Linked DNA regions of Homo sapiens: region 1 is linked to region 2. The links are chromatin loops, found by intact Hi-C in ENCODE. Cell type or tissue: Caco-2. All regions are shown on one strand. Links, peaks and the distances in the headings refer to the core of each region. The heading gives the core; the rest is flanking DNA.

Region 1 (16,330 bases), core at 1-8,000, 72 kb after region 2:
GGCGGCAACTTTCCTGTAAGCTCAGGCCATCATTAAACTTAATGGCCCCTAAATGAAAGACAGAAACAAGAAGGTTATAGTGTATATAGTGGGAAACCAATGCTGACCTTGGGTCACTGCCAAATATCTGGAAAAAGTAACATGTTTCTTAGGCTTCTTTAATGAAGCTTTAATCCTGCTTGAAATTGGTGCTTATAGGCCGGGCATGGTGTCTCACACCTGTAATCCCAGCACTTTGGGAGGCTGAGGCGGGCAGATCATGAGGTCAGGAGTTCAAGACCAGCCTGGCCAATATGGTGAAATCCCGCCTCTACTAAAAATACAAAAATTAGCCGGGTGTGGTGGCACGCGCCTATAGTCCCAGCTACTTGGGAGGCTGAGGCAGAAGAATCACTTGAACCCAGGAGGCGGGGGTTGCAGTGAGCCGAGATCACGCCACTGCACTCCAGCCTGGGCAACAAAGCGAGACTCCGTTCTCAAAAAAAAAAAAAAAAAAAAAAAAAGAGGGAAATAAATTAGTGCTTATGACCATGGATGAAACTAAGGCTTCAGGACTGACCTTCTGTCTCTCAGCTTTTTCTTACGGAGTATTTGTATTTCTAATCTCTGTAGGAGGCATTCCTTAACTTGTTAGGATCTGGCTTTCAGAGTTTTTCTCCAAGAGGCAAGAGCAGTATTTTTGCCTACTCTTTATGGGTTTGTGAAGTTGGGGTTATCTTTCTCCATGGATCGTCCAATAGCAATCTCTGATTGTTTCCTTACAATGTTCATTTTATTTGCTTCTTTTTTTCTAATTTCCATAATAATCTTCCTAATCTAAACTCTCATATTGTTATAACCTGCCTTTATGCACAATTTACCCAGTCAACAAATATTTATTAAGTATATACTTTGTATTGGGAGCTTTGTCAGGCAGTTAGTGAGACAGATAATTTCCATCCTCATGGCGCTTATGGTCTAATAGGGGAGACAAACATGAAGCAGATAATTATACAATAATTTAAATGATAAATATAGGTGCTATAAAATACAGGATATGAATATATAATAGGAAGACCAAACCCAGTTTAGGAGCTTAAGGAAGGCTTTCCTGGCAAAGTAGTATTCAAGCTGAGACTTTAGGTTAAGAAAGACGTGGCTAATTGAAGAAGGAGAGAAAAGTGTTTCAGGTAGAGGAGAAGGCCAGTGCAGAGGCCCCGACGCTGACAAATGTTTAGCACACAGGAAGCAGAAGACCAAAAAAGCAGGCTGGGATGTAAAGAACAAGGTGGAGAGTGATATGACGTGACACTGGAGAGGCAGGCAGGGGCCAAATCACGAAGACCCTTGTGGGCCACAGTAAAAAATCACATTTCTATCCCAAGAGCAATGGGTCATCATTGACACATTTTAGTTAGAAGAACAACATGCTTGGAGGGATGTTTCAAAAAGATTCCTCTGGGTGCTGAGAGAAGAGCAGCTTGAAAGGGAGCCAGAGTGGATGTGAAGAACTAAGTAAGAGAGCTCAACAGTGGCAAAAATGAGGGAGGAGCCAGACAGACTGAATCAGACGGACCGAAGATACATTTTGAAGGTGGCAATGATGACATTTGGTGATAGAGGAGTATGAGTCTGTTCTCACACTGCCATGAAGAAATGACCAAGACTCGGTCATTTATAAAGGAAAGACCATTTAAATGACTCACAGTTCTGCATGGCTGGGGAGGCCTCAGAAAACTTACAATTATGGCGGAAGGTGAAGGAGAAGCAGGCACCTTCCTCACAGGGCCTCACCCAGCTCCCCATTTTCTATATTGTATCATATTACCCTGCTCAAGAACCCTCAATGGTGTTCGCTTTGGCAGCACATATAATAAAATTGGAGTGATACGGAGAAGATTAGCATGGTCCGTGCACAAGGATGACATGCAAATTCATGAAGCATTCCATCTTCATTATTATTATTATTATTATTATTATTTTGAGATGGAGTCTCACTCTGTCACCCAGGCTGGAGTGCAGTGGCGTGATATTGGCTCACTGCAACCTCTACCTCCTGGTTTCAAGTGATTCTCCTGCCTCAGCCTCCTGAGTAGCTGGGATTACAGGTGCCCGCCACCACGCCTGGCTAATTTTTATGTTTTTAGTAGAGATGGGGTTTCACCATGTTGGCCAGGCTGGTCTCGAACTCCTGACCTCAGGTGATCCATCCGCCTTGGTCTCCCAAAGTGCTGGGATTACAGGCGTAAGCAACCGCGCCTGGGCGCATTCCATCTTTTTACAAAAACCCTAGAAGAAAACCTCAGAAATACCATTCTGGACGTAGGCCTTGGCAAAGATTTCCTGGTAAAGACTCTAAAAGCAACTGCAATAAAACGAAAATTGACAAGTGAGACTTAATTAAACTAAAGAGCTTCTCCACAGCAAAAGAAACTATCAACAGAATAGACGGACAACTTACAGAATGGGAGAAAATATTTGCAAACTGCATCCAACAGAGGTCTAATATCCAGAATCTATATAAGGAACTAATATCCAGAATCTATAAGGAACTTAAATAAATTAACAAGCAAAAACCAAAAAACCCTATTAAAAAATGGGCAAAGGACATGAACACACACTTCTCAAAAGAAGACATACACATGGCCAACAAGCATATAAAAAATGTTCAATGTCACTAATCATTAGAGAAATGCAAATCAAAATCACAGTGACATACCATCTCACACCAGTCAGAATGGCTGGTATTAAAAAGTTAAAAAATAACAGATGCTGGTGAGGCTGCAAAGAAAACAGAACACTTATACACTGCTGGTGGGAAATATAAATTAGTTCAGCCACTGTGGAAAACAGTTTAGAGATTTCTTAAAGAACTTAAAGCAAAACTACCATTCAACCCAGTAATCCTATTACTGGGAATATGCCCAAAGAAACAGAAATCATTCTACCATAAAGACACATGCATGTGTTATGCTCACTGCAGCACTATTTACAATAGCAAAGACATGGAATCAACCTCAATGCTCATCAATGGTGGATTGGATAAAGAAAATGTGGTACATATACATCATGGAATACTATGTCGCCATAAAAAAGAACGAGATCACATCCTTTGCAAAAACATAGAGCTAGAGGCCATCATCCTAAGTGAATTAGAAAACCAAATACTGCATGTTCTTACTTAAAAGTGGGAGCCAAACATTGAATACACATAGAAACAAAGAAGGGGTAACAGACACCTGGGCCTACTTGAGGGTGGAGGGTGGGAGGTGGGTGAGGATCAGAACTACCTATTGGGTACTATGCTCATTACCTGGGTGACAAAATAATCTGTACACCAAACCCCTGCGACATGCAACTCACCCATGTTACAAAGTGCACATGTACCCCCTGAACCTAAAATGAAAGTTGGAAAGATAAAAAAAGAACGCTTGCTAATTCTAATGCCTTCTGTATCAAATCCAAAGGTTTTGCTGTGACCTTCTAGGTTTCTGTTCTCTTACCTGCCTAGTTTCTTGATACTCTTTGCTGCTTCTCATATAACTAACTTGTTTCTGTTCTGCCTCTCTGCACAGGCTGTTTACTCTCCCTATAGTGAATTCCCCTTTCCATGCTATGAACCCATGTTCCCCAGCTCATTCAAAATTCATCTCAAAATGCATCTCCTCTAGGAGTTATTCCTCCACTCATATAGGTCAGGCAGCACTATAGTCAAATTTTTGTGTTGGGATTTTGTTTTTGTAAAAGTGATTTTTAAAAGGGTATATTCAGTTTCTTGATCTAAATTGTATTCTCCAAGAGTCAAGTAGTAAATGTACCCTCTGCCTCTTTTGTAATCCCGGCAGCCCTGCCAGGGCTCTGCATGCAGAGGTGTTTGATCACTGCTATGTTGAAGGGCTTACCATGGCAGGCTTGGGATGCCAACACCTTCTGGACAGTCAGTGGCAATGTCCCTTGGATGCCTCCGGTGGTCTGGAGTAGCTAATGCATAAACACGTTATTAACAGGAAAAGAAAACGGAACAACGAAGCCTTTTATGTGTGGTGCTTCTGTGTGAAACCCCAAAATAAAGGAAAAGCTTACCTCCAGTTGTTCTCGGATAAATTCCTGCAAAGCAAAAGGAAAATCGGCTTTAATCTACGGTTATGTTTTACTTGCCCTTTGATAGTTTACAAAATATCTCAATTTTCTTCTTTAAATCATGCCTCCTGAAAGAAAGAGTTCCAGCAATACAGCACTTGGGTACAAATTTATTTGTTGTAAGGCACTTTGAATATGAAAAAACCAAGCAACTGAATAGAACTCTTATTGAACACAGAATATATTTAGCTACTGAGACTTCCTCCAGAGATAGCTTCTCAACTAATGAGGTTATGTAGCTGGTGAGAGTAGCCTTGATGATTCAACCAATTCAAAACATCAGGAAGGCTTCTCACTAAAAGGCTGTCTGTTTGTGTGTGTAATCTTAGCCAGAACAAGCGTAATATTACACACAAACTGAGAATAAATACACAACAACCATCAACACAACCACTGCTCAGTATAACACTTGCTTAAATATCATAAACATAAGTAAACAGTCACTTTAGTTCCCACGGGCTTTTTGGGGACAATTCCCTTCAGGTCAGAAAGTTTATTTTCTGAGGCCCTTTGTTGAGAAATTTCTCCTCCCTTGCATGTCTCTGTCCCTGGGGTAACCTTTTCAATAGTTATATCCCTGTGGATATTAATATTTACAAAAGAAGCTTAAAGAAATTTAAAGCAGACACTATTTCATGCTACCAATTTGTTTAACCTCTGGAGGTAAAAAGAAAAAAACCTGTTGCACATTTAATGATTTCTTTATAAGAAAATCATTTCTTTACTCCTGGAAAAGGCTATGTGTAAATCTGCTCCTAAGATTACAACATGGTACCTTTTCTTTTAAAACCAGACTCAGGAAATTCTCTTCCCTCCTTCATCTATACTCTAGTCTGCCATGCCTATAAATGGGCACAGTTATCAAGAGCTAGGTAGTAGATACTATATTACATATAATTTAAAAATCACATGTTTTCCCAAACAAACCTAAACAGAAAGATGGTCTCATAAGACTCAATCCACTGACAAAGCTTAGTGTGGATGGAGAGCAAACATTCTTGTGTTTGTACATCTGGGATGGTAAAACATCTGTTTGTAAGCTTAGTGAAGGGGTGATGGGTCTCATCTCAGTCCATTTTATATTCCAATGGTCTGTTTAATGCTGGATAATTTAATATTTTTATTTTATTTTTTATTTATTTATTTAGTTAGTTAGTTACTTATTTTGAGATGGAGTTTCACTCTTGTTGCCCAGGCTGGAGTGCAATGGCACGATCTTGGCTCACCGCAACCTCTGCCTTCTGGGTTCAAGCGATTCTCCTGCCTCAGCCTCCTGAGTAGCTGGGATTACAATCATGCACCACCACGCCTGGCTAATTTTGTATCTTTAGTAGAGACAGGGTTTCTCCATGTTGGTCAGGCTGGTCTCGAACTCCCGACCTCAGATGATCCGCCTGCCTCGGCCTCCCAAAGTGCTGGGATTACAGTTGTGAGCCACTGCACCTGGCCGTATTTATTTATTATTTTTAATTTTTTGAGACGTAGTCTCGTTGTTGCCCAGGCTGGAGTGCCATGGCGCGATCTCAGCTCACTGCAGCCTCCACCTCCTCACCAGGCTAGAAGATAGAGCTTTATAGAAGGATGTATTAATGATCTTTCAACTGCTAGGATTCAAATAGCTACCTCCTCAAAACACCAAAACTGTTCCAGCTTCTTCCAGAATCACACAAAGTCTCTCCTGATCAGCCTGACATAGGATAATCAAGATTTTATGAAACCAGAGGTTTGTTTCCATTTGAAGCAAACTCCTTAACAGTAGTCTTTTAAGTTCCTTCAGGAAAAGTTTTTCTTATAATTTTCTGGTTACATATTAGGGATTGAATTACAATAAAAGACTCTAACAGATCCTATCTTTTGGATTTAGGACAATTTGGAGCAGGGGTCTTAGAGAAAGCATGTCTGTGGGGAGGAAAGAGCTTTGCTGGAAGCAGAGCAAATCTTTGGATCTGTCTGATCCAAAGGCGATTCTGGAAAGGGCAAAGCCAAGATGACCCAAGAGCTGACTGACAGCTGCTCTTCCTCTTGAATGTTTCCCCCTTGGCCTGCAAACCTGCTTACGTCTTTTTTGTCTTAAAGCAAACAAACACCTTTCCTCAGCCTTGAATCCCACCCCACACTTCCCAACCACTTCTAACCTTTAGCTCTCACCCCATCTCTCTTCTTCTGTGTGTAGCCAAAGTTCCTGAAAGAGTTGTCTACTTAGCTTCACTTCCTCCTGCTTCACGCACTCCTGACTCACTGCACTCTTATCTTCTGCCCCACCTCATCCCCAGGAAATGATTCCACAAGACAACTAATGTCCTCATGACAGTCAAGTCCAGCGTTTCAGGCTCTACTTCATAGCCGTTATTGACCATTCCCTCCTTGCTTAAAACTTTCCTTAGTTTTGGCAATATTGCTTTTTCCTGGTTTTCCTCCTCCCTCTCTAACCAAGTATTTTCAGCCATCCTTAGAATTTCCTCTTTTCAGCAGAGCTTTCCAGACCTTTTCCAAAGCATACGCACCCTGGATGCTGATGTTCCACAGGCTCCACTCTTTTGTCTCTTCCTTTTCACTCTCCATATTCTCCCTGGACAACCTCACTTCCTCAAGGCCCTTCTCCAGCTTCTGATACTATCAATATATATATACTGTTAACTCTCAGATAGATATGTACAGCCCAGATTTATTTTCCAAGTACCAGATCTTTTAAGTGTGCCTATCCACTGGGCATTCCACCTGCAGGCACATTCACTGTGTCTAAACCCACCTTCACGATGGAACTCCTAGGCAGGTTTGTTCCTCCTCATCTGTGTCCCTTCTCTGTCAATGGCACCACCATCCTTCCAGCCATCCATGCTACAACCCTCAGAATCACTGTTGCTTTTGTTTTCTCCTTTATTCCTTTCACGTTTGATTGCTCACCAAGTCCTCTTGCTTCTGCCTCCCAAATTCTGTCTCAGATATGTCACTCCTCTCTACTCCCTCTGCTACTGACTCAGTCCAATCCTCATCTTCTCTTACCTTAACCACTGCAATAACCCGTCAGCTGCTCTCCCTGACTCAAATCTTCCCACATAAATCCATCCCCCAATTTATCTACTACATCTATCCTCTAATTTTAGATTTTACTATTTTAGATATTACTAAAGCACTTCAGACTTCTAGATGAGGTGGGTGTGGATTTGCCTGTGCTCCAAATCAAGAAAGCTACTGATAAAGGAGAAGGAACAATCATGAAAAAAGCAGGACACCATAAAAAAGGAAGAGTGAGATTTGGGGAAAAAAACACAACTTCTGGAAATAAAAAATATAGCCATTGAAATAAAAAATTTAGTCACTGAAATAAAAAACTCAGTGGATAAGCTAAACACATAATTAAACAGAAGATGAAGAGATACTTTAGTTCACTGGAAGATAAGTGAGGAGATTTCACAGAATGTATCACAGAGAGAAAGCAATGGGAAATATGGAAGAGAGTTGAAGAGGCATGCAGAGTAGAAAGATAAGGCCCAGTAGATATCTGACAAAATTTCCAAGAGACAAGAGAGAGAATGGGAAAGAAACGTTTGAGGTGATAATGACTGCATACTTTCCAAACTGAAGAAGCATAGTGAATCTCCAGAAGGAAATGAAAATAAATCCATACAAAGATACATCATAGGGAAATTGCAGAACACCAAAGACAAAGTGAACCATCGTAAAAGCAACCAGAGGGAAAATCAGATTACCTACAGAGTAATAATTGGATTGACTAAGGACTTCAATGGCTAAAACAGAAAGTCAGGCTGGGTGCAGTGGCTCACACCTGTAATCCCAGCACTTTGGGAGGCCACGGCAGGCAGATCACCTGAGGTCAGGAGTTTGAGACCAGCCTGGCCAACATGGTGAAACCCCATCTCTGCTAAAGATACAAAAATTAGCTGGGTGTGGTGGTGGGCACCTGTAATCCCAGCTACTTTGTAGGCTTAGGCAGGAGAATCGCTTGAACCTGGGAGGCGGAGGTTGCAGTGAGCTGAGATCATCCCATTGCACTCCAGCCTGGGTAACAGAGTGAGACTCTGTCTCAAAAAATGAAATAAAATAAAATAAAATAGAAAGTCAAAAGTAGTGAAATATTTTCAAAATGCGGGGGGGATAACTGGCAATGTGAAATTCTGTTTTTAGCTAGATAATCATGCAAGTATGAAGACAAAATAAAGATACTTTAAAAGACAGCTTATCATTCACGGACTTTTTTTTTTTTGAGACAGAGTTTCACTCTTGTCACCCAGGCTGGGGTGCAATGGCGTGATCTCAGCTCATTGCAACTTCCGCCTCCCGGGTTCAAGTGATTCTCCTGCCTCAGCCTCCCGAGTAGCTGGAATTACAAGTACCTGCCACCATGCCCAGCTAATTTTTGTATTTTTGGTAGAGACAGGGTTTCACCACGTTGGCCAGGCTGGTCTCAAAACTCCTGACCTCAGGTGATCTGCCCGCCTTGGCCTCCCAAAGTGCTGGGATTACAGGCATGAGCCACCATGCCTGGCCCACGGACTCTTACTAAAATAACTTCTATTTATTTTTATATTTTTGTATTTTTTGTCTCAAGATCTGTTTGTGGATAAAAGATCTTGTAAGAGATTTACTTCAGTAAAAAAAAAAAAAAAAAAAAAAAAAAAAAACCCAAAAGAACACAGAATAAGTAGGATGCAAGAGGCAATGGTGAACAAAGACTCTGGTGAACACTTTTTTTAATCTAAATAAAGATTGACTATAAAATAAATGACCACCAGGGAATTAAAAACAAGGTGGAATTAAAGTACTAGACAGCAACATGGAAGATGGGAGGAGGGTGATGGGAGATGAACAGTTTGTAAGATTTTGGTACAGTTAGGAAGAGGATAGAGAAGTGAATTACTTTTAAACTTTGATAAGTATGCATGCTAAAAGTTAAGGCTAATCTCTAAAAGGATATAAATGGAATATATAACTTCTAAACGAGTAGAGCAAAAAAAAAAAGAGAAATACAGAAAACTATAATAGAAAACAGGAAAGGAGAGGAAAAAGACAATAAAGACAAAATAAATGATATTTGCTATAAAAAAAGAAACATATAAGTAATCAAAATAAAAAGTAATAGTTCTCTCTAATACCTCCAATGCCACAGCCCAGCAGTAGCTTTCCAAACCTTTACCAAAACATATATGTAAAGTAATCATATTTGGAATGCAATCTAAAATGGACCTTACTCTCCTGCTTAAAAGTTTTCACTGGCTGCCTATAGGATAAAATGCAAACTACTTAGTAGAATATGCTAAATTATTTTATGATTTGACCTTGACAACCCATCTAGCCAACTCCCATCCAGTCAAAGATCCAAGTATAACTTCTGATTTCCCCCCAATTTTTTTTTTTTTTTTTTTGAGACGGAGTCTTACTGTGTCACTCAGGCTGGAGTGCAGTGCAGTGATCTTGGATCACTGCAACCTCCACCTTCCGGGTTCAAGCAATTCTCATGCCTCAGCCTCCCAAGTAGCTGGGATTACAGGCACATACCATCATGCCTGGCTAATTTTTTAATTTTTAGTAGAGACGGGGTCTCATCATGTTGGCCAGGCTGGTCTTGAACTCCAGACCTCAAATGATCCGCCCGCCTTGGCCTCCCAAAATGCTGGGATTACAGGCGTGAGCCACTGCACCTGGCCTGATTTCCCCAAATCTTAACTACCAATAGCCTAACGTTGATCAGAAGCATTACCAATAATATAAACAGTTGATTAACACATATTTTGTGTGTTGTATATATTACACACTGTATTCTTACAATTAAGTAAGCTAGAGAAAAGAAAATGTTGGCCAGGCGTAGTGGCTCATGCCTGTAATCCCAGCACTTTGGGAGGCCAAGGCAGGTGGATCATTTGAGGTCAGGAGTTCAATACCAGCTTGGCCAACATGGTGAGACCCCATCTCTACTAAAAATACAAAAATTAGCCGGGGCATGGTGGTGTGCGCCTGTAATCCCAGCTACTTGGGAGGCTGAGGTAGGAGAATCGCTTTAACCCGGGAGGTGGAGGTTGCAGTGAGCTGAGATTGTGCCATTGCACTCCAGCCTGGGCATCGCAAAAAAAAAAAAAAAAGAAAGAAAGAAAGAAAGAAAGAAAAAGAAAATGTTAAGAAAATCATAAGAAACAGAAAATATATTTATTATTCATTAAGTGGAAATGAATCATCATAAAGGTCTTCACCCTCATCATTTTCACATTGAATAGGCTAAGGAGGAGGAAGAAGAGGAAAGGTTGGTCTTGCTGTCTCAGGAATGGCAGAGGTGAAAGAAAATCTGCATTTAAGTGTACCTGCGCAGTTCAGACCCAAGTTATCCAAGGATCAACTGTAGATCTTAATTTGAGCCATATCTATTGATAGTTCCCTAAACATAGGATGTATCTCAAGTCTCTGATATGTATTCCTCTGTCTAGAATGCCCTTCTCCCCTCTTCTGTACTCAGCACTTTCCCACTATTCTTTTTTTCTTTTTTTTTTTGAGACAGAGTTTCACTCTTGTTGCCCAGGCTGGAGTACAATGGTGCAATCTTGGCTCAATGCAACCTCCGCCTCCCAGGTTCAAGCCATTCTCCTGCCTCAGCCTCCTGAGTAGCTGGGATTATAGGCATGCACCACCACGCCCGGCTAATTTTCTATTTTTAGTAGAGATGGGGTTTTTCCATGCTTGTCAGGCTGGTCTCGAACTCCCGACCTCAGGTGAACCACCCACCACGGCCTCCCAAAGTGCTGGCATTACAGGTGTGAGCCACCTTGCCCAGCCTAGTTTCCCACTATTCTGTAAGACTTTTCTGGCTGTGTGCAGTGGCTCATGCCTGTAGTGCCGGGGGTTTGGGAAGCCAATGCAAGGGGATTGCTTGAGGCCAGAAGTTCAGGACCAGCCTGGGCAACATAGTGAGGCCCCCATCTCTACAAAAAAAAAAAAGGAAAAAATTAGCCAGGCATGGTGGTGCGTGTCTGTAGTCCGAGTTACTTGGGAGGCTGAGGCAGGAAGATTGCTTGTGCCCAGGAGATCAAGGCTACAGTGAGCTATGATTGCACCACTGCACTCCAGCTTGGGCAACAGAGTGAGACCTGGTCTCTCAAAAGTAAAAACTTTTCTTAAGAAAACAGCTTTTCTGTGACATTTTCATTGACTTCACCTCCCCAGGCACACAAGTCATTCTGTGTTTCCATAACACTTCTGAAAAACTATCTTGGTGCATTCTAGACTCTTAGTTTTCATTACCTTTATCACTGGGAAGAAAGCAAAACACATACCTCTACTAGCCAAAGTTCACTGACTATAATTCTTTAAATGCCCTTCTTCCTTATTTTGAGCTAACTCATCTCTGAATTTCTAGCTCCTGGCACACCGCAGGTAAATACCATGAATACTTGTTGAAGAAAAGATGAATTCAGAGAATCTACAGACAAAATATGAGGTTACCATCACTCAGCAATTTCCTTAACATCTGCAGCTGTGTCTTACCTCCACAATACTCTTGGTCACAGTAGATCTTCCTCTCCGAAGTTCATTGGCTTCTCTTTCCACAAAACATAGTGGTACTTTTCCCACAAGGACCAGAGAATCACTAGTGTCTGGAAATACAAATTCAAGGCCCAGATCTTCCAGATTTTTGTGGTAACACCTAAAGAGATAACCTCAAATGTTAAAAAAAAAAAGAGTGCTACTTCATTTGCACTTCACTACTGGTTCCAAATACTACTTAATAGTTTTTCAAAAGCTGCCACAGGGCTTAACAACCGTATTGTTTTTCTCACACTTATGTGTGGGTGTTTGGGATTTTTTATTATCAAATTTCCTTTTTGAATTACAGTAACCTTTATTGTTTTTCTCTTTTCCATTGGGAATCAATCTGTGTCTAAGTCTTGTTTCTAAGTGTGTTTTCTTCATTGAGGAACTGCTAACTTCTGGCTGCTGGCACTTAAGGGAGTCTGGCATGAAGAAAAGGTCTGAGAGTGATTTGAATCAGCATTAAAGCAGGGAGGTAATTAACAGCCCAAGGAATTGAGAAGTCCTGACTAACGGGATGTAAGTAAATAGATCTGCCTCTAATATAAATTATGTCATAGGGAAAAAAAGATTTACTGGCAGTATCATATTCCCAAACCTGAAACATATTGGGAGAAATTTCTTTTTCATTTTCAATAATTTGTGCTGCCTAGAAGAGGAAAAATATCCTATCTTGTGACTCACTATATGATTCGCCCCTTCCTTACATCCCAATGTTTTACTTTCTTCCCATTATGATTACGATAATGAAAACTAAGAGTCTAGAATGCACCAAAGCAAAGCAGAATGGGACCAATTACTGCAGAAACTTTGCTTTCACAAAGCATGGCATAAACACAGACTGTTCCAAGAAATGAGAAGAGTGTTCTAAGCCAACTGCTGGAAAAAATTATCAGGGAAACTCTATCCTATACTCTTCAGCTGGGATACAGTGGAAAGAATAGGCTGGGTCCAGTGGCTCACGCCTGTAATCCCAGCACTTTGGGAGGCCAAAGTGGGAGGATCGCTTGAGCCTAGGAGTTCAGACCAGCCTGGGTAACATGGCGAAAACCCATCTCTACCAAAAAATTACAAAAATTAGTCCAGCATGGTGGTGCTCACCTGTAGTTCCAGGTACTTGGGAGGCTGAAGTGGGAGGACTGCTTGAGCCTGGAAGGTGGAGGTTGCAGTGAGCAGAGATTGTGCCACTGCACTCCAGCCTGGACAACAGAGTGAGACCATGTCTCACAAAATAAATATTTTAATGGATGATTGGATGCAGAAAAAAATATATTTTAAAAAAGGAAACAAACAGCCTGTGGAGTCAGACGACCTGCCTTTGAGTGCCTGCTCCACTACTTAATAACTGCTATGACCTTAGACAAGTCTTGTAACCTCTCTTGGTCTCATCTGAGAAATGGAACAATAGTTATGCTTATTCCTCACAGAATTATTGTGAGAATTGATACCATCAACATCACATTCTCATGGTGGTACTGACCATAAGAGTCTCCTTTGTTCCTCTGTCACTGTTATCTCTAGCGGAGGAATTAGAGTAGAAGACAGTAATTTTTTCCGACCAGAGCCTTGTGCCTGTTGCTTCTCGTAGGAATCTATTGGCAGAAAGATGAATGGGTTAAGAGTAGGAAGGGAAGTCTTCTAGATTCAGATAAAAATAAAGCACGGCCTTGAGATAATCATTCTAATGCAAAGCAGAATGTTTAATGTTCAGTTTTAGATTTTGGATTTCCATTTTTAAAGTCAAACTAATAAATATTCAGCCTATTAACAATTTTGGTAGTATTTTTCAAAATAAGAAATATAAGACTTGCATCTTACATTCAGATGAACAAGCCAATGTTCCTGTAGTTAATAAATGTTGTTTTGATGACAGAGGTGAATAATGTGGATTACCAGGAACATATGTGGGTTGACCACACAGTCTTATGGCTCCAGAAGGCTTCCCTTTCCTTGAGCAGGGTCTCCCAGTCTCTGGAGAGAATTAGTACTATTCTCAAATGGTGCAGGGCCTGTAGAGGTAAGTTTTTCTAACACTGTTTTTACTATATCTTTCCCAACTCTTAGGCCGTCATTTTATAAGGAAAAGTGAAAACAGTAGTAATATCATTGCCATTCTAGTCCATGAAGCACTCCTTAGGTCCTTGCCTAACTCTTTGACATTACTCATTGGCCACAGGAGTAAAGACTTTCCTGGTATTTTACCACTTGGTGAACACACTGCCTCATGATGAGGAAAAGGGTAGCAAAAAAAAACATTTAAAAAGCATATATTGCTTTGGAAAGATAGATTTAAAAACCAGAGATATTGGTTGTCTCTGGGGAGAGAAACTAGGAGGGGTGGGGACAAGGATAGAAAGGAGACTTTATTATATTCCCTTTTGTGCCTTTCAGAATTGGATCTATTTGATTATACTGCATATTCAAAAGCAAACTAAATTTTAAAATCAAAACAGCATACTGGGCCTTCTGAGCTGCCACTGGTCTCTGCCTGATGGAGTGTGGGAAGGCATGCCAAGATCACCGGGCATATGGAGGGGCAGAGCTTTGTGCTGGATGTCAGAGTAAGCAGCCTATCCTTGCGTACTTCTGGGTTGTTAATAACATCTGGCAAATATGCCTCTGACCACATAAATAAGTTCACATCTTTCAATTAGTGAACTACCACATTCTTTCAATTATAACACAGGCCAAACTGCAGGACTTTAGTTTAATTTTTGAACATACAGTACAAAGTGTGCTTTCTCACAACAGTTGCAGTTAGAAAAGCTCTTTGAGGTGTACTGATTCTGCTGGGAGTCTCAAATTTTTTCTGGCTGCAAACAGATCCTTACCAATGATAAGCTGCTCCAGACGTATACGCTCATGGGCAGCGTGCTGATCCACCAGCACGAGCAGGTTCCCACCTAGATGAGCAAGGATTGTGAACTTTGATTCTCAGAGCAAGACGACAACCATCATGTGTGTTGAGGACAGAGAAGACTTAATTCAAACTATCTAACAACAGCATAAGACAAAACATTCTGAGGAGTAACAATTGTATCTTTTATTTCCTAAAACATGAAATTATGGGGAAAATGATAGCAAACTTATCCCATATGTTTGAATCCCAGATCCAATTCTGAAAGGCACAAAAGGGAATTTAATAAAGTCTCCTTTATACTCTTGCCCCCACCCCTTCTAGTTTCTCTCTCCAGAGATTACCAGTATTACTAATTTTTATCCTATAAGTTTTATTATTTTCCCCATAATTTCATTTTTTAGGAAACAAAAGGTAAACTAAGAAACTCTTTAGTTCACCAGCATCTCATTTAGAAAACATAGTCAGGGCTGGGTGCAGTGTCTCACACCTGTAATCCCAGCACACTGGGAGGCTGAGGCGGGCGGATCATGAGGTCAAGAAATCGAGATCATCCTGGCCAACATGGTGAAACCCTGTCTCTACTAAAAATACAAAAATTAGCTGGGTGTGGTGGCACGCGCCTGTAGTTCCAGCTACTTGGGAGGCTGAGGCAGGAGAATCGCTTGAACCCAGGAGGTGTAGGTTGCAGTGAGCCGAGATTGCACCACTGCACTCCAGCCTGGTGACAGAGTGAGACTCCATCTTAAAAAAAAAAAAAAAAGTCAAAGTGGCATTTCCTCAAGTTTGAAGCTTGAATATATAATTCTTATGTTTAAATACTGATTTTGCCTTATTAATTCAACTTTAATATGATAAAGGATCGTTAAACAACACATTGTTATAATCAGCTAACCTTGGTGTACAAGCTACTTGGAAACCCACAAAGAATGTACTTCCAGTGCACTTTAGATCACAAGCCGGAGAACGTTTTCTGAAGGGCCAGATCATAAATATTTTAGGCTTTTTGGGCCACACGATTTCTGTCATGCCTACTCAACAATTCTTTTTGAGCCAAAGCAGCCATAGACAATATGTGAATATCGTAGCTGTGTTCCAATAAAACTTTATTTATGGACACTGAAATACTAATTTCATATAATTTTAATGTGTCAAGAAATAGTCTTCTTTTTTTTTCCCAACCATTAAAAAATGTAAAAACCATTCCCATCTCCCTGGCTGTACAGAAAGAGGTGATGCCCAGATTCCCCTCGGGCCATGTTTATCCTGCCTTAGACTTGGGCTTCTCAAACGTTCATATCACATACCCCCTGGGGATCTTATTAAAACACAGATTCTGGCTGGGCCTGTGGCTCATGCCTGTAATCCCAACACTTTGGGAGGCTGAGGAGGGCAGATCACTTGAGGTCAGGAATTCAAGATCAGCTGACCAACATGGTGAAACCCTGTCTCTACTAAAAATACAAGAATTAGCCGGGCGTGGTGGCAGGTGCCTGTAGTCCCAGCTACTTGGGAGGCTGAGGCAGAAGAATTCCTTGAACTCGGGAAGGGGAGACTGCAGTGAGCCGAGATTGCACCACTGCAATCCCACCTGGGCGACAGAGCAAGACTCCATCTCAAAAAAAAAAAAAAAAAAAAAAAAGTAAAGAAAAAAAGAGAAATTTCAACAGATCCATTTTGCTTCTTTCAACATCTGCAGATTTTGTAGTTACACCCATCTTGAGTATCATTAGTAGAGATTCTGATCTCAAAAACAACAAAGAATTCCAGATAATGAAAACTTAAAAAAAAAATTGGCCAGGCGGGTTGGCTCATGCC
Region 2 (11,748 bases), core at 3,749-11,748:
TCTCAGTCTGGCAGGAAGTAACATTCATTAATGGATTCATTCACTAATTGAAACGAGGTAGCCACATCCATCTCATTGAGATGCATTCCCAATCAAATTGATTGTATTTTTATGTTGAACATCTATTAAAATAGGAAGTATTTGTGCTGTTTTGACCAAATGGTGCTACTAAGAATTATTTTGATAATTTATTCCAGGAGAAAATTTAATTTAGGTTTATGCTCACAGGAAATTTAAAATAATTCAAACTCATATATCATTTTTTTGTGGCAGATAAATATGACAAGGTAATCAATAAAAGACTTCTGAAAATTAAAAGTACTGTTACACTAGGCTGAAATTCTTGGGGGTGGGGAGTGAAATGGAAATACAAGTTCCAGGAAAAAAGAAACAATGTAAATATATAATTATGAAAGGAAGTGTTCCTGTATTTTTTTTTTTTTTGCTTGTTAATTTTCTTTTTTTTTTTTTGAGACGGAGTCTTGCTCTGTCCCAGGCTGGAGTGCAGTGGCGTGATCTCGGCTCACTGCAAGTTCCGCCTCCCGGGTTCATGCCATTCTCCTGCCTCAGCCTCCCGAGTAGCTGGGACTATAGGCACCCACCACCACACCCGGCTAATTTTTTGTATTTTTAGTACAGATGGGGTTTCACCATGTTAGCCAGGATGGTCTCGATCTCCTAACCTTGCGATCCGCCCGCCTTGGCCTCCAAAAGTGCTGGGATTACAGGTGTGAGCCACCGCGCCTGGCCTGCTTGTTCATTTTCTTAAAAGTGGATGATGGTGAGTATAACATTAAAATGGCGTATTTAATAGGATACACCTGGAGAGTGTTCTACAATAGCTTTGTATTAAAATATTAATAATATGCCAGAAATTATATCCTTTGTAATGACTTATACTTTTTTTTTTTTGAGACAGGTTCTTACTCTGTCACCCAGGCTGAGGTGCAGTGGATCTATCTCGGCTCACTGCAGCCTTGACCTCCCAGGCTCAGGTGATCATTCCACCTCAGCCTCCTGAGTAGTTGGGACTATAGGCACATGGCACCACGTCCAGCTAGTTTTTGTATTTTTTTTGTAGAGACGAGGTTTCACCATGTTGCCCCGGCTAGGCTTGAACTCCTGGCCTCAAGCGATCCACTCGCCTCGGCCTCCCAAAGTGCTAGAATTACAGGCATGAGGTACTGAGCCTGGCTTGACTTATAATTCTGATGAAAATGTTCAATGTCAACTTAAGAATGGGCAAGGGAGCACATGGGCTTTTGGAATTCTTTTTTTTTTTTTTTTTGAGACGGAGTCTTGCTCTGTCACCCAGGCTGGAGTGCAGTGGCGTGATCTCGGCTCACTGCAACCTCCGCCTCCCGGGTTCAAGCGATTCTCCTGCCTCAGCCTCCCAAGTAGCTGAGATTACAGGCATGCACCAACACGCCCAGCTAATTTTGTATTTTTAGTAGAGATGTGGTTTCACCGTGTTGGTCAGGCTGGCCTCGAACTTCTGACCTCAAGTGATCTACCCACTTCGGCCTCCCAAAGTGCTGGGATTACAGGTGTTAGCCACTGCGCCCGGCCACTTTTGAAATTCTTTCAGGAGATTCCCGAGTGAAATGTCTGAAGACTGCTGCCTTGGGAACAGGAGCCACGGGACACTTTCTGCCTCCGGCTGCCGGCGGGTAACTCGGGCCTGGATGGACTTCCCTGCCAGCTTGTTTCCCAAATTGCCGCGCGGGCCCAGAAAAGAGATGAGAGCATAAACCCCTAGGGGGCGCAGTCCCCAGGATCCCTGTCTTCATGGAGTGGGGCTCATGGGGTCAGGGCTTGGGTCAACTCCACTCCATAGCACGAAATGACTTCCTGGAGTCACGTGCGTGGGGGAGGCTTAGCCCCTGAAGGAGAGCCACCTCTCTTCAGTGACTGATTGACTGTGCACGTGAAATATTTTATTTTTTCTATTTACTCTCACAGATTTGGGTTTTCCCTCCTCTCATCCTTCTCTCCCAGCCACACTCAGGCCTGGGGCTCCATTCTGCTGCCCACAAGGTACGAAGTGGGTTAGAAGCAGCAAGGGGACCCACAGGCAAAAATACTCCTGGGAGACAGTGGCGAGGGGCACATGTTCCCCGGGGCTACTAGGAAGTGGCCCCAGATAACGTCTCAGCTGATGACAGACTTTTAATCACTAAAAGGTAAACACTAATGTGCAGGAATCCTGTTTGTTTGCTCACAGATGTACCTGACACACAGTAAGTGCTCAGTAAATGTTTGTAGAGTGACTGAATGTTTGCTGGACCTCCTGCCCCTCATTCTACACAGAGAAAAGCTAGGCTGACAAAGGTGAAATGATTTGTTGAAGGTCAATGGAAACCTAGGGCTAAGCCGGGACAAAAACCAAGGTCCACTGATGCTTCCTGGGCCCTAGAGTCTTGAGGAGGTGCAGCTCCCTGTTCTGCCCCCAAGACTGGCCTCAGTCCTGCCTCTCCCCCTCCCCAACCTAACCCTGGCGGCAAGGCGGGGCTCCCCTCGGGCCCAGCCTCCTCGCCATCCCTGGGACCCCGCACACTCACAGGTGGCAGTCTGTGGGTCTCTGCTTCTCTCTCCTCCTCTTCCCCCTGCCCTTGGGTCTCCTCCTGCAATAAGCCAAGCGTCAGGACAAGGTGGCTGGGGAACCCCATGCTAGGACAGAGGCTGGCAGGCCCGAGAATAGCCCCGAGCCCCAGCCAAACCACTTACCTTTCCGGCTTCATCTTCTCCCGCAGAGGCCTAGGGAAACAGACAGAGAGAGGGGCAGAGGAACGTTAGGAAAGCAATAAGTGGGGCTCCCTGCCGCCCGGACAGGTCCCCTCCGACATCCCCAGTCCTGGTCCTGCAGCTGACACTGAGGCCACTAGGGGGTAGCATGGAGTTGGCAAGGGAGAGGTGGCCAGAGCCTCAAGGCTTCACTCCCACTCCAGGCTCTGGTGACCCCACCACGAGAGGGACAAATCAACCTCCTGGGGACCCCTGCCACCCGCTTCTGCACTTCTCAGCCTCTTGGCATCAAATTTGGTTGTTTCTGTCTGTTCTCTGTTGCTTTTTCTTTCTCACTTTCTTTGCTGCTTTTTTCCGTTCCTTCCAGGGTGCATTCTGGGAATTTCCTCAGGGACAGGAGATGATGGCCAGACAGCGGACTGGCTGCCTGTCAGGGCACAGCCCCACTCCATCCGGAACAACATGGGGAGTGAGCGACGGGGTGGGAGGAAGGAGGGAGCATCAGCCCTGAAGTCACCAGGCATGTCTGGGCTCTGCCTCCCAGGGCTGTGGCTGTTGGCCCAGAAGCAAGAAGAAAGGTGTCCCTGTTGCCTGGCCCCTGGCAGGGGATAGGGCCTCAGTCTTCACTGGGAACAGTGGGTAGAGACATGGGACAGCATGGTAGCAGTCAGCTTTGGGGCCAGGACATGCTACCCTCAGCTGGTTCCTCCCTTGGGAGCCAGGGCAAGGTACCAGGGCCTCTTGGGACTGTCTGGTTGTACCTCTCCATATTGGGCAAGTGACAGACACTCTTGGAACCTCAGTCTCTTCATCTGCCTGCCCCAAAAGAGTGGCTGTCAGGGCAAAGGGGATGGAGAAGGTGACTCTGGGTCACCACCCAGCATTGCACCCAGGAGGGTTCATTACCGAGCTCTTGTTATATGGCTAAGCTCTGGCTTGGAGGGATGGGTGGAAACAAGTTGAGGCAGGGTCTCCAACACTCCAACAAAAGGGGCAGCCATAGCCCTGCCCAGGAGGCAAGGCTAAGCCTGGGGGCTATTAGAAAAGTGGTCATGGCCATGAAAGGTAGCCTGAAAAACGAAGGCTTACGAGTTAGGTCAGGGCCCAGAATCCCTCCTCCCACACTCACTAGCTGTGATAAATCATGAAACTGTATTGAGCCTTGATTTTCTCATCTGTAAAATGGGGATGACAATAGGGCCTACCTCCCAGGGTTGTTATGAGAGCAGGAACCTTGCTCACCACTGCATCCCATCAGGACAATGCCTGGCATGTGGTAGGTGCTCAATAAATGTATGTGACTAAATGAGAAACATTCAAGTGCCTCCTGCGGGGCTAGGCACAGAATAGGTACACAATAAGTGGTAGTCTTCCCTCCTGCCGCCCCTGGCTAGGGCTCTGGACTTCTAGTCTGGTGCCTTCATCCATGGCCCAGTAGTACCAGGAGCAGCAGCTCAGCCCATTTCTCTCTTCCCTGAACCTAGCTGGCAGTGCCAGGCCTGTTGCTCCTGCTAACCAATGTTCCAAGTGCCCCCAGCACAGGCAGCAAGACTGGTGCTGGTCAGAGGCTCTGTGGATTGGGAGGGGCCGTAGAGGGGTGCTGCAACATCAAGGAAGCCACAGTGTCACTCTTCTTCTGCCCCTTTTCTCCTACCCGAGCTTGTCCTTCTTGCTGCTTCTCAGCCCCGTTTGCCCGCTCCTGTGGGCACACAGCTTGCCCCAGAACGAAGTTCAGACTTGCAATGTCTTTGCCTCCAGGCACCTCTTTCAGAGGCCCGTGGCAGCTGCCTCCCATCCCAGAGAAGGGGAACGACACGCACCGAACCCCTGCGAGGCTGGGAGGGACCCACCCTCTCTCTTCCCTTGCAGTATCTCAACAGCTGTACCCCAGCTGCTGGGACCAGCTCCCTTGGCAAAACTGGCTGGTGGGGGGACAAAATGAATGGTAGCCACCCCTGGTCCTGCCCTCTTGGTCTCCCTCAGTCTGGAAAAAAGTTCAGCCCGCAGCGGGGATGGGCAGCCTTTGCCTCTGCCCTGGGACCCATCTTTGCTGAGGCTGCCAAGAGGACGGGGGCCTTTCCTTGCTACCCACCCGACCCCGGAGACCTACCGGCATTCGCAGCGAACGTGCTGAGAGAACGTCAGCTCCACGTAGGAGGGCCGGTCCCCAGAACGGATCTTTAGGAGCTGAAGGAAGAAAGAGTTGATGCCTGGATTGGGGAGTGGCCCACGAGTTTCCGGCACTCTTCTCTCTCTCCTTGTAAGGAGAACCCGACTCTGTTTCCTGCTAGCCTGTGGACTACAGGCCCTCACTCCACTCTGAACGTGGGGCAAACAGCTCTCTCAGCTGCATGGGGATCTGAGGGAGGCCCCTGTCCCTCCCTGCCCGGGAGCACTAGCACAGCAATAGCACAGGAAGGGGGCTCATGTTCTGGAGTCAGAGAGACCCGTGTTCAGATCTTGACTCTTTTACCTGCTGAACAAGTGAAATAACATCTCTGAACCTTGAGTTCCCCATCCGTGAAATGGGAATGACACCAGCCTTGAAGGATTGAATGACACACCACTTGTGGCACGCCTAGGACAGTGCTTGGCATTACTCAGTAAGTGCTCAGTAAACCACTGCGTGTGTGACATGTAAGCTGCACTTGCTTGAAAAGGGACCAAATGCTCCTGGTGTCAACAGGGACTTTATACAAGCAGATTTCTTTCCAGCTTTAACTAGACACCCTGAGTCTTGGGATAGGACTCAGCGTGAGGCTGAGAATGCTGGTGGGGGTGGAGATGAGTGGGCTCAGAGCCATCGGAGGGCTTAGGAAGAAGAGGCCCTGGGCTGGGGTGGTAGGAGCACTGGCCTGGGAGTCAGGCTCCAGCCCTGGGACCTGGGCCTATCTTCTTCCCTCTCCAGGTACCTTCTAGTGGGCAGATTCGGTGGCCCCCTGGGCAGGGTATGGACCTACCTGCATGGTGACATTGGCCGTCTCCACCGGCACACAGTGCAGATTCTCATCGCCGCAGCAGCCGGTGCAGCGCAGCAGGGAGACACAGGATGGGCTGAACATGTGCTCCACCTCGCTGGGGTACTCGGACACGACGTCCACCAGCCTCTCCAGCGCCCGGCAGTAGCTGCGGCCCCACACTTCCTGGAAGGGTACCACTGCGAGGAAGCAAGGGGGCTGGGTCAGGCCAGCAGAGACCTGCCCCTTGAAGCCCTAAACCTGGCTCCCAAGGCCCTGCTGGCCTTCCAGGTTCAGCCCCCAGCCCCATCCGAGCTCCCTCAACTCTGAACTCCTAATGTGATCCCTCCGAAATGCCTGCGGGCCCCTTAGCTCATCTGCTGGATGGAAATCCCCATGGAACAGAATCTCTCAGGGTCCCAAGCTTTGCTCTGTCCTCAACTCAGGCACCCACGTCTGCCTTGGCTCCCTGGAGCTTTGAGGATTGTAGCCCCGGCAGCTACCCAGGCCCTCTGGATCTTTCTCAAGCCTGACCCGGTGCTTCCTCCAACTTGGAGAACTTGCAGAAAACAGTCATTCCTGGAGTCATGCAGGGAGGGTTGGCCTTCCCTTATTCCTCTGCTCAAACACCTTCCACGGCTCCCTCATTTCCTGCCCCACTCTGTGCCAGCTCCTCTGCCTGGCAACCAAGACCACATCCAGCAATGTGGCCCGACCCTCCTCTCCACTGAGTCCAACCAGCGCTCACACTGAGCCACGGCAGCACCACATTCACTCCCAGCTCTGGCTTGTGCACTCTGCAGCCCGTACAGCTGCTCTTCTTCCCCCTCCTCTCATTTCTATCCAAATAAAGTCCACCCGCCATTTTCCACGACCTGCCTCCCCACCTCCTCTTTGAAGACTTCCCCAGCAATTCCAGTGCACACAGATGAGCCTCCCTTGAGCACTGCTTGGCCTCTGGCCTCAAGGGGTTGCCTTATCTCCGGCACTGCTTGCTCTTATCTCCTTTACAACCAACTCGAGGCTCCATGAGGGCAGAGATGGACGTACCCGTAAACACAGGCTAAGTCACTCCTGGTTGATTAGATGACATTTCACTGAGGATCATCCGGGTCATCCCTGACCTCACGATGTCCTGGCGATCGTGAATGGGATCTTTTGGGGGCTGATCTGGAATCCCTCAAAAGATGCTGCTCTTTCGGGGGAAGGCCTAGGACCAGGCCCCAAATAGAGGCTCACAGGGAGAGTGGCCAGAGTCAGACACCTGGCTTCCAGTCCTGGCCCTACACTGGCTATGTGACCTTGGGGAGATCACTTAACCTTTCTGGATAGATCAGTTTCCTCAGGTGGGAAAAAAGAAGGTTGGGAATAAATGGTTGCTAAGGTCTTTCCCTCTCTGACCAACCGCCTGTGAATCAGTGCCTGCAACCCAGCCCAGCCCAGAGACCATGGACAGAGAAACACCCCCAGGCCTGGGTCATCCTGCTCTGCATCTGATGGTCATCCTCAGCTAGTGGGGAAGAATGGGGAGCTGGGGGTCCTGCAGCCTCTGCCATGGAACAATGGCCTCTCCCAGCAACCCCTCATTTCTTCCATGCCTCTGCCTAGGAGGCAGAAGGGGCCAAAGTCCATTCCACTGAGCCTATGAGGACATGAGCCTCCTGGTAATCTCGGAAGAAAAATAAACTTCAGTCCTAGCAGAGGCCCTCGGGAAAGGCTGCAAACTGGTGGAAAATACCCAGAGGCGGTGTGTCCATGTGGAGCTGGCTAGGCAGTCATAGAGGCAATAAACAGTGTTATCTGCTTGTTTGCTGCTCCATTCTGCTCCATTCTGCCGTGCTCTGCTTAGAGGGCACTAGGGCCTAGGGGCTGGTGGTGGGGGGAATCCATAGGCCTCCTCTGACTCTACCACTCCGCGCCACTGGATACTGCCCCGGAACCCAGTGGGAAACAAGGCCTCTCTCCCCAAAGGCGCCCAAAGTGCAGGGAAGCCTGCCTTTGCAATCCTGGGTCAGAGAGCACCTCCCTATCACCAGCTCCTTGAGCTGTGTGTTTAGTTTAAAATCTTCATGAGCACTACGTGACTCTGAACGTTTAATCTCCACCTTGGAAAACATAAATAACAGCAGAGGAATAATGAGCTGCCAAAGCACCACAGAAGACTCAGGTTCCTGCCCTGGGACCAGCCGTCAGCGAGGGGACAGCAGCAGAGAAGGGGCACCCCAGCCCCCTCCATCCTGCAAACAGACACCCACCCAGCTGGGCTGCGGGGCCATGGCCACCTTTGGCAGAACTGGCTGGGCCTCGGCAGCAGAAGAAGGGATTTCCTTTCCTCACCCCACATCCCACCATGCAGGTTCCGGGTCCCTGAAACCCTGGAATCTGCCACTTTCCCAGCCCTGTGGCCGAACTGTGTTGGGGGAGGGCTGAGAAGGAGGTGGGCTGGAGCCTGGTTTACCTGGCAGCCACCAGGAAAGGGCAATTCATCCCTGAAGGCCCCGCTATGGGTGTGTGGGAGAAACAAAAGGGGCTGGGTGAGGGGCCGGGCTGAGGGAGTACAGTGACCGCTCCCAGATGTGGGCTGTGTCCCTCAGGAAAGAGCTCTGCTCAGCTGTCCCCGAGAGCACTTCCGCTGGCCCCAGACCTGCTCCGGGAGGGGGTGGAGGTGAGAGCAACGGGAAGCTGTGGCCCCCTCAGGGCCCCCTCAGGCACTGCCAGGGCTGGGTGGTCCCCAGGGCTGCTCCTGAGGCTGCAAGTGTGCCCTCAGCTCTCTCGCCAGCCCTGTGAGTGAGCCTCCCACCTGCCTACCTACCACCTGGGATGGGGGAGACCCCAGGAGAGAAATGCTTAATCCTGAGAGCAAGTTTCTGTGGAGGGCACTGGAGACGGGCCACAGGGCTGGGCAGAGCCACTGGCCACCAGCCCAAGCCCACAAGTGTCCTCTCCATGGTCACTGGCAGGGCACACAGACAGCCTGCCACAAGGGACACCCTGCTCATGCCCGCTCAGCCACGGAGCTATTGGGAGCACTTGGTTCTGCCAGATCCATGAGGAGTGTCTGAGGCTTGGGGCGACCCCCAGGGCCTCTCTGAGCCTCAGGGCCTGCCTGCATCTGTAAAAATGGAGTACAACCCCTTCCTACTTCACAGCCTGTGGTCAAAACAGAATGACAGAAAATGCCTAACATTGTTACCGTGAATAGTAATAGTAAAAATCAATGCCCATGGCTGGCCATGCTGTCTCTGGCTGTGGTGTTAACAGGTGGGGATGCCATTTTCAGATTTTGAGAGCTGGGGTGCAAAGCTCGTTGTACTTCTCCCGGTCAGATTGCAGACTCCCTGATTGATAAGTGTGACAGGAGAGCTGACCTAATGAATCTACACTTCCAGGCCTCCCCACCTCAAATCCTGGGTGATATGTACACCCATTTCTCCTCCCTGGAGTCAGAGGACAAGTCCCTTTTTCAATCTCGGAAAAAGAAGAAACCATAGACATCATGTAGCCAAGGCTCCCATTTTACAGATGAGAAAACTGAGGCTAAGGCATCTTTGGTAGCTGTGGCCTGACCTACACTAAAAGCACCAAAAAGGGCATAGTGTGGAGGTAGGGGATGGGTCCTTCCCCAAATCCCAAGGAGCATAATGTTGTGCTGGTTCCAGAGGCACAGCAAGGGAGGCATCCATGAGGTCAAGGGCAGCTACCTCCTCTACCTGCTCAGGGGTCTAGGGGCCTAAGCCTTAGGTGTCAGAGTATGGCCAGGCCCGGGAGAGGCGGGCTGCCAGGCAGGCAGCCCAGCAGAGGGTGTTCCCAGCACGCAGATGGCTATCACGCGTGTGCGTGTGCATGTCCCTACATGCCCACTCTCCCATGGCGCAGGGGAAACCTCAGCGGTGGTGTGTGGCCACTTTGCACGTCTTGGAGAGGCAGGGAGGGAGGAGCGAGGTAGGGGGCCTGGCATGGGCCTCCTGCCTTCTGTACATATGTCTCTTTGGCAAACGTCTCGTTGCCCTTTGAAGACTCCCTCTTGATGCAACCAGGGCGGGGAGTGGAGGGGCCAGGGAGGGCGCGACTATGTTCTGTCTGTTTATAATCAATGGAAACGCATGGTCAGATCCCGGCAGTTCCACCAGGGCTGGGCTGCTGGGGAGGGCCCCTCACCCATTCCTGATCCTCTTGACTGCCCACTGCATTCAGCTCCCAGACCCCCATTCTGGCCCCTGGCACTCACTCCCCACCCTGTCCTCCAAGACCCCATCCATACCCTTAAATCATGCTGGGGAAGGGCTCTGAGCCAGCTGGATGAACCCTGGCTATACTGGCCCCAGCCCCACTCTCCGTGTGCTGGTGACTCCAGCCCACACCTCTCTAGTCTCTGGGTCACCATGAGGGGATCTCTTAGGCCCTGCCAAAGTCATCACCCAGCATGTCTAGCTTGTAGGCTCTCCCCAGCTTTTATCAACCTGCACCCACGCTTCATGCCACACCTGGGCTTGGGAGAAAGGAAGAGAGGGGCTTGGGGAGCATGCGTACCCCCAGCCTGGCCAGCTTACCTTCCACCTCTGACGAGCCGTTCCCAGCAGACAAGGCCCACTGCTATGGACAGAAAAGTGCAGAGGTGAGCTGGGGGTACCTTGGAGCTCTGCACTCTTGGGCCAAGTGTGATGGCAAGAAGGTAGGGGCCCCTCTGGGTTCCTTCCCACTTGCTGCACATGCTCTGCCCTGTCTCAGAGCAGCCTGAGTACCACTAAAAACTCACTGGACCCTGGGTAGGTTAGGTCCCACCCCTCTCTGGCCTCAGTTTTCCTCATTTGGAAAAGGATGGGAGGCTAGAAGCTTTTGGAGACCCTTGGCCTGCTGCATCCCAAAGATCTTCCAATCCTGCGGGTCTGCCTTCTACCCAGCCCCCAGGCCAACCCTGCTGGGCCCTGCACAGCCCGCCTTGGCTGGGTGCCAGAGCCCAGGGGGAGGTGATCAGCTGGTGGGAGCTGAGGGGCTGGAGCGGGTGGCGCCATGAGCTGGTGCAGCCGGTAACGTTACACCTCTGGCCAGCCCTGCAGCAGGCAGGCGGGTGGCTGGGCTGCTCGGACTCCTCAGGGACTGCCCAGCCCACTCCTACTCTTGGGCTGGGGCTGGGGACTCCCAGGGCAGTGGGACAACGCAGTGGGAAGGCAGTTCATTGGCTTTGTCAGGATTTCACTGCCCAAGCTGGCTCCCAGCCAGACTCACCCGGCTCCTGGGAAAAGGGCCCTGCTCACTTCCCCAGGCCCTGCACTCAGGACCTCCGGCCACCCACCCAGGAGAAAAGGCACAGCGAGACCCCTTGTCTCGTCCCCAGCCCACCCAGGAGCCCACGGCTCAGTCCTGAGCCCTGGTGGGGGCAGGGCCAGCCTCCCCACCAACAGCTTCTTCAGCTGGCTCCTCCGCCACCCCCACCAGGCCAGGTCAGAGGTCCTGGGGACGCCTGGTTGGCCATGGGGCCTCGACCCTGACCACAAGGCCAGGGACCCGCCTGGGATTAGTGGACAGATGCTTTTAGCAAAGCCACCAGGGCTCCAGGGGCCAGACAGGAAACCTCCCTCCCTCCCTCCCTCCCTGTGGCTTCCCTGCCCCCACCAAGACAGCCCCCAGGACCTGGGGGACAGCCAGCCTGAGGTCTCTTCCCAAACGAAAGAAGTCCAGCCTGGCCTTTAGGAAGTGTGTGGACATCCTTGGAGTTGCTGCTCCCTGGAGTGGGTCTGTGATTTCAGAGTCCCATGCTTCCAGTGCTGGGATGGGGAGGTCTGGGGAGCCAGGCTAGGTGGGGGTAGCTCTTACCTGGGGGGGCACAGCAGGCAGCGCCAGCCCGGCCAGGAGCTGCAGGAAGCAAGGGAACAGCCTCATGACCGGCATCTTCTCAGACGTCCCGAGCCAGGGGGCTCCGAGGGAAAACCACCATGCTCATCCCCCGGGGAGCCCCTGGCACAGGAGGAGAAGAGCTGAGTGGGGGGCTGGACGCCTCCCTCACTGCTGCCCCGAGGCCCCGGCCGGTGGTTCGAGCATCTTCTGG

What was found. A loop is a pair of places that touch in the nucleus more often than their neighbours do. Peaks named below come from ENCODE experiments on the same cell type or tissue, not always from the same donor. Only the 100,000 strongest peaks of a DNase experiment are listed, where the experiment ranks them.
Region 1: a loop joins it to region 2, with 8 times the contacts of the local background. A loop is called at or near these places in 15 of 110 quality-filtered maps.

What each region holds. Positions count from the first base shown.
Region 1 is chr14:75,018,933-75,035,262 of GRCh38, forward strand. MLH3 (mutL homolog 3) reads right to left here. Exons shown (of 13, transcript NM_001040108.2): 7 at 14,487-14,558; 8 at 13,136-13,247; 9 at 11,611-11,770; 10 at 4,063-4,086; 11 at 3,882-3,960; 12 at 1-48. It also overlaps the pseudogene RNU6-689P. Among named protein-coding and RNA genes, the nearest start is that of EIF2B2, 24 kb to the left of the region's middle. In Caco-2, for the core only: a CTCF peak has its summit at 3,940 (motif pointing left); a DNase peak (open chromatin) is centred at 3,929.
Region 2 is chr14:74,943,652-74,955,399 of GRCh38, forward strand. PGF (placental growth factor) reads right to left here. Exons shown (of 7, transcript NM_002632.6): 1 at 11,517-11,748; 2 at 10,253-10,295; 3 at 5,706-5,902; 4 at 4,856-4,932; 5 at 2,728-2,757; 6 at 2,562-2,624. The coding sequence starts at 11,591. LOC107984690 (a long non-coding RNA gene) reads left to right here. Exons shown (of 3, transcript XR_001750826.3): 1 at 1-781; 2 at 1,589-5,348; 3 at 5,654-6,576. Among named protein-coding and RNA genes, the nearest start is that of PGF, 6.1 kb to the right of the region's middle. RefSeq lists silencers at 2,808-2,857, 11,743-11,748. In Caco-2, for the core only: no CTCF peak of the experiment used is centred there; DNase peaks (open chromatin) are centred at 6,690 and 7,430; H3K4me3 peaks cover 752 bases.